Linked DNA regions of Homo sapiens: region 1 is linked to region 2. Evidence: chromatin contacts called from ENCODE Hi-C or POLR2A ChIA-PET data. All regions are on one chromosome and are shown on one strand. Each heading gives the region's core, a stretch centred on a gene start or an enhancer-like site at or near the end of the contact. The rest is flanking DNA. Distances are from core to core; before and after follow the strand shown. Region 1 overlaps RAD51B (RAD51 paralog B). Region 2 overlaps RAD51B (RAD51 paralog B).

Region 1 (2,700 bases), core at 34-2,533, 56 kb before region 2:
GTCAGTCAAAATCCCCCAAATAAGAAGTTAACCAAACTAAAATCAAAATCATAAACCAACATCATAAGTTGGAACAAGTGTCAACCAAGGAAAGAAAAGGAATACAGGTCCAGTAATCAACCTGAAGTTATACATCTAAAAAGTGGTGTGGCCAGATTAAGCCCCTAATCTAGGTGGCTCAAAGCTTATGTTCTTTTCCATGTCTTACCTCTCTAGGTGTAGTCACAGAGAGTCTATGCGCCTTAAATCGCTAAGAAACTAGGCATGTTTGCAAATGCCTTAACATTTTCCCCGGAAGGTGAAACCTAAAAAAGTGGTTAGCAAACGTATCTCAGAATTTGTTTCTGCAGTACATGTCTCTTTCAGTTTCTACAATGTGGTGAGGAAATTAAACATCTCTCTGGCTCTCCTTTACCACATGAACACCCATGTGTATGTGGATGCATGCACACACACACACACGTGTATGCATGTGCAAACACATACAATTTAACCATCTTCACTTCAGATGGTCTGACCTTCAAGTCAGGTTACCCATAATCAGAAACTGGAATATATAAAAAGGACATATGAAAAAGAATTTAAATTGAATTGAATATTAAAAGTTACAGAACTCACATATTCTCTGTTCAAGCAAATCCTGCTGCCCTTAACTGTGCAAACACATTTGTCTATAATATGTAAAATCATTACATTTGGAGATAAAGTTAAAACCAACATGTTGATCCAAACTAGTGGGAAACAAACTGAAATGCTTACAGCAGTCAAAATTGGAAAAAGTAAATCACAGAGTTACTCAGTACACTGCATAGCTGTTAATTTAGCTTTGGAAAACTCTCTCTTAAAGGAGAACTTCTAAATTGAAGCACAAGATGGCTTGAATAGAGGCAGTGGTTTGTAAGGGAGGAGGAGATTCCACAGAGTACTGAGACCACACATTAGACACCAAGGCTTCTCAAGCACCTCTTCACCTAACCCACTGTATTCTCATGGCAAAACACCTCATGATGCTCTAGGGCATGGAAACCATAATCTATATAATGCATACATCATTATATTCTTTAGGTGGCAATGGATCTAAATGAAAAATATACATAAATGTACTGTCTTAAAGCCAGTTGAAATTATTAGGCATATAAGATTGGAAAACAGGATGCCTGACTTTTACTCAGAGTTTTTCCAGTGACTCACCGTGTAATTCTGAGGACATAACCCTTTGATCCTTAGCCTACAACCCAGAGAATTTTAAATTGTGCTCCTCCAAACCCCCACCTTTGGAGGCACCCTCTCCAGCTTCTTTTGCCCTCAGATGAAAGGATCTGTAGACATGGAAAATGGTTGTTTGGTGATTTCCCGTAACTTCCTTTCTAGTATTTCAGTCATTCTCCTTTTACATCTGAGGGACACTGCAGAGAAATCACTGCTTTGCATAATCAAAGCCACAGGCTTAAAATTTCACTACTGGAGGGGGCAGGCTGAGAAGGAACAAGTCCGGCTTTAACACCACAAATATCTCCAATTACCAAATGTGGGCAGAAAAATGACAAAAAATCAAGGACAGATAGAAAGGTCCTTGGTATTCTTCAAAGCTTCCCTTTGGGATGAAAGTTCCTTGAGGCTTCCAAGGCAGAAAGCCTGGGCAGTCTGCACACCTGGGGTGCATTAGTGAGCCCTGGACTCGAGGTGAAACAGGCTGAATTTCATCTAGATGCTTCCCACAATCCGCTCTCATAAAACTCAGAGTAATTTACCAGCTTAGGAACATGGCAAGGTATTCATGGAGCACTAAATCTGGGGATTACCTTCCAGAGTCACTGGATAAATCCCACTGCTCATCTTTGTAAATACACCTTCATCTTGATTACCTTTATCTCAAGGGGAGTTTCATTTTGTTTGCTGTGGCACACGGTCAAGACTAAAACCCACCTTCAAATCAAATCATTCTCACACCTCTCCTGAGAAGTCTTTCAAAGAGCATCCAAACATTGATGTAACTAATGGGTGAGTTTTAGCATTAGGCTATGTGCCCTTCTAAATACAAAACACCAATGCCTCTGCTGTTGCTTCCCTTCCCTCACCTGCTATGTGGAGGTGATGATAACTTGTCTTGCCAGTTCCCCCAATCTGTATGAAAAGGAAGTCTCACTGTAGTTACCTGGCAGGCTCTAACCTTGCCACAGCAGCCAGTATGGTTGTTCCTGCCCAGAAAAGCCCTTGGTCTCACATTTCCCTAACTCTGTCCTGTACATCTTGAAGTATAACTCAGCACAGAGCTCACCCAGTCACCCTAATCAGTGCATTCTATACATCTGCTCGCCGTCTTTCTCCATTCCCAGCTACTTAGAGAAGCAGATCATAAGGCAGTAGTTTTGCATTCTGGCTCTGCAATTTGCTACCTGTGAGACCTTGGCAAAGTTACTTAGCCTCTTTTTGCCTGGGTTTCCATATTTGTAAAGTGGCGATAATGACGACAGCTGCTCATAAAGTTGTAAGTATTAAATATATAACCTTATCGTGCCTGAAATGTAGTAAAGCACTCAACAGCATGACGATAATCATGATGATACTTTTTCATTATCAAAGTCAACTACTTTTCTTAAAAAGAGTACTCCTCTACCCCGGCCCTCTCTAACATTTACAATCCCCTCATCTAACAGTGGGCAGAGTGGCCTCCTACTCCCAAACCACAACTAGCTAGAA
Region 2 (2,804 bases), core at 285-2,784:
TATATTCTCCGTAGAACGAATCCACCCAAACACCTTGAGATTCTCATTCCACATATTTCACACATGATATCTTTTAAGTCTGGGAAAGTAGACTAGGAAATGTTTCAAATACTCAAGGGCCTCAAAACATATATGTTAGAAAGTGTACCTAATTTCCAAAAAAGGTACAATTGCAGAAGAATCCATTTTGATTGGAAAACAAGCTGCTCACTTCTGGTATGGAACAGATGCTGCAGTTTGAGTACTAAGGAAGTAAAAAGCACCTCTGCTGTCAAGTAAGTCACTGCACAGTCTCTTCTCCAGCTCAGCAGCAATCTCATGCTGATCAACGTGTCATACATGAAAACCCATTTTCTTTGGTGAGGGGCTATAGTTTTATGCAGTTATTCAAAGGAGTAGAACACTTCTGACTGCTGCTTCCAATCTTTGCTGACAACGACTTAGGACTGGAGGACTTGAATATAAAGTAATCCATAAAGAAGGAAAGTAATTTTGTAACTGCTGAGTATGAGACTTTTTTTTGGCATACACAAAACCTAAATGGCTCCCCCAGAACAAGAGCATGCACAACAATAGAATCAAGGCAGCAAACATGCTCAGGAAACAAGGCTACATAAACTAAGGGAAGTGCTATTATGAATACGAATATTTAAAAGCTGATAAAAGAATGATTTTTGTTGTTACTACAGTAAAAAATTATTAGCACAAAAAAAGGTATAGCTATAAAACAAAGATGTATATAATTCAATCTCCCTTCTATTATAATTATTGCAACCAAGTTATTCATATCAGATCTAGCACCAGAGAAATCATGGGAAAACACCAGGATTAATGAGAGTGCCCATCTAACATAAGTGTTGATAGTCATCATGAAGATCAGATATGGGATGACTTACTTCAACTTCTTAAGTATCATTTTGATAACTCCTTTAGACTCTGTTTTCATGTGATCCTATGGGACGTTGGTGCTTTCTAAATGACACCATGAGAATGAGTTTCAATGGAGCTACAGTTCTAAGAACAGAGCCTTCCATCAATTTTCATGGCCAATTACATGATATTTAAGATCAACTGACTAATCATCCAAAAAGGGATTTATCTTTGAAAAAACAAAACAAAACAAAACAAAAACCTCTTAAATACCTACATGGTTACAATGGCTCCAGAAGTGAGACACTTTTTTTCTTTTCCCAGGAATATCCAATTCTCCTGGCAACTAAACTGACCACAGTCAAATTGCACAGATTTTTTTTCTACAAACCTGAATATGTACACATTAACCAAAGTGCTCTGCCACTGCTCACAAATATTGAAGTTCAGCTTGCAAGCACAGTCATTTGCATTGATGAAGCCCCAGTTCTAAGCAATATCAGATTAAGTTCACATTCAGATGAACACAGGGCACTGAGAATTACACAGCCAGCTACTTATGAACGACTGCGTGTGCTTTTCCATTGCAGTTTTTCTTCCAGCTCTCATGGAAACAAGCACTGCCACAGCCCCTTGATGAGCCAGCAGAGTCCAGTCATCTGGCAACAATGACAGGTATCTGGCATCTGAGAGGAATATCAACTGAAGACAATGAGAGAATTAAAAAAGAAGTAAACACAAGACAATCTTTTTTCACCCCCTTAGATTCTGCATTTCCACTTGCTTGATTCAGTAATTGTTTTGTTTTGAATGTTGTGTAAATGAATGCTACAGCCCTATGCAATTTTTAAACCACTTTGCTGTGTGTCTCATATGGAGCTCAACAATGTTACTGCTGGCATGAGTGCACCATAAAGCATATGACTCCCTGATGTAACATTTTAAATAAGGATACATTTCTCATCCAATGTGACATTATGCAGGAAAATTTCACTTCGTCACCTGTTTCTCATGAGAGCTTGAGAAAGCTATATAATTTTTTTTTTTTTTTGAGTCAGAGTCTTGCTCTGTCACCCAGGCTGGAGTGCAATGGCACAATCTCGGCTCACTATAACCTCCACCTCCCGGGTTCAAGTGATTCTCCTGCCTCAGCCTCCCAAGTAGCTGGAATTACAGGTGCCCGCCATGCCCAGCTAATCTTTGTATTTTTAGTAGAGATGGGGTTTCACCATGTTGGCCAGGCTGGTCTCAAACTCCTGACCTCATGATCCGCCCCCCTTGGCCTCCCAAAGTGCTGAGATTACAGGTGTGAGCCACCACACCCGGCCTTACATAATTCCTTTCAACTGTATATATCTCATCATTAAAATAAGAATAAGAAAACCTGTCTTCTTTTTTCTCCTTAATAGCTTGTGAGGCCTATGTACTAATCAAAATGAACGAAAATAATTCACAAACTCAGTGACATCAAGGAGCTAGTTTGCTGTTTTACTTAAGGAAGAATTATTCTATGGCTTCAAAAAATAGAGCCATCACATGAAATATCTGAGTACAAAAACACACTATATTGTACAGACTTTTTCGTGTGTACGGCTGCTAGAAGTTAGAAATCACCCAAAGTCTTCTTAATCTGCCACTCTCTGAATAAGACAGGTACCAATACTATTGTGCCTCTATTAGGAATGCAAAGGCTTACAGTAAAATTGGATGAAACTGCTTACTCAGAGTCACCCAGCAGCTCTGTGGTAGGAATGGAAAATAGGCTGAACCCACACTGTTGGATGGTACTATGAGTCTATCATTTCCTCCTTCTATTTAAGGTCATTTCCAAAATGATAGCTCCAATCTTCATATGTGCTTATTATACAATGTGCCACCATTACAAAATTTAATTTTTTTTAAAAAATGGGGGAAAGAGTTCCATTCCCCCACAC

What was found. Hi-C counts contacts between places; a loop is a spot of excess contacts on that map. ChIA-PET counts read pairs that join two places held with the same protein, here RNA polymerase II (POLR2A). Pooled maps may share reads with other maps.
Region 1: a loop to region 2 is called in a pooled map, with 2.5 times the contacts of the local background. The contact joins two enhancer-like sites. A Hi-C loop is called at or near these places in 3 of 168 maps with a recorded cell type or tissue (Caco-2, endothelial cell of hepatic sinusoid and psoas muscle), 1 of 37 single-sample maps with no recorded cell type and 4 of 50 pooled maps. POLR2A ChIA-PET finds 5 or more read pairs at or near these places in 8 of 52 experiments (A549, GM12878, IMR-90 and 5 more).

What each region holds. Positions count from the first base shown.
Region 1 is chr14:68,180,339-68,183,038 of GRCh38, reverse strand. All of the region lies in intron 7 of RAD51B (RAD51 paralog B), which reads right to left. Among named protein-coding and RNA genes, the nearest start is that of RAD51B, 360 kb to the right of the region's middle. Within about 2 kb of position 1,283, at least 4 of the 41 ENCODE cell types and tissues checked have a DNase peak (open chromatin) inside an H3K27ac peak, as active enhancers do; they include PC-3, where a contact is called at or near this core.
Region 2 is chr14:68,124,066-68,126,869 of GRCh38, reverse strand. The region is part of intron 7 of RAD51B (RAD51 paralog B); the gene reads right to left. LOC105370546 (a long non-coding RNA gene) reads left to right here. Exons shown (of 4, transcript XR_943976.3): 4 at 1,461-2,804. Among named protein-coding and RNA genes, the nearest start is that of RAD51B, 310 kb to the right of the region's middle. Within about 2 kb of position 1,534, at least 8 of the 41 ENCODE cell types and tissues checked have a DNase peak (open chromatin) inside an H3K27ac peak, as active enhancers do; they include PC-3, where a contact is called at or near this core.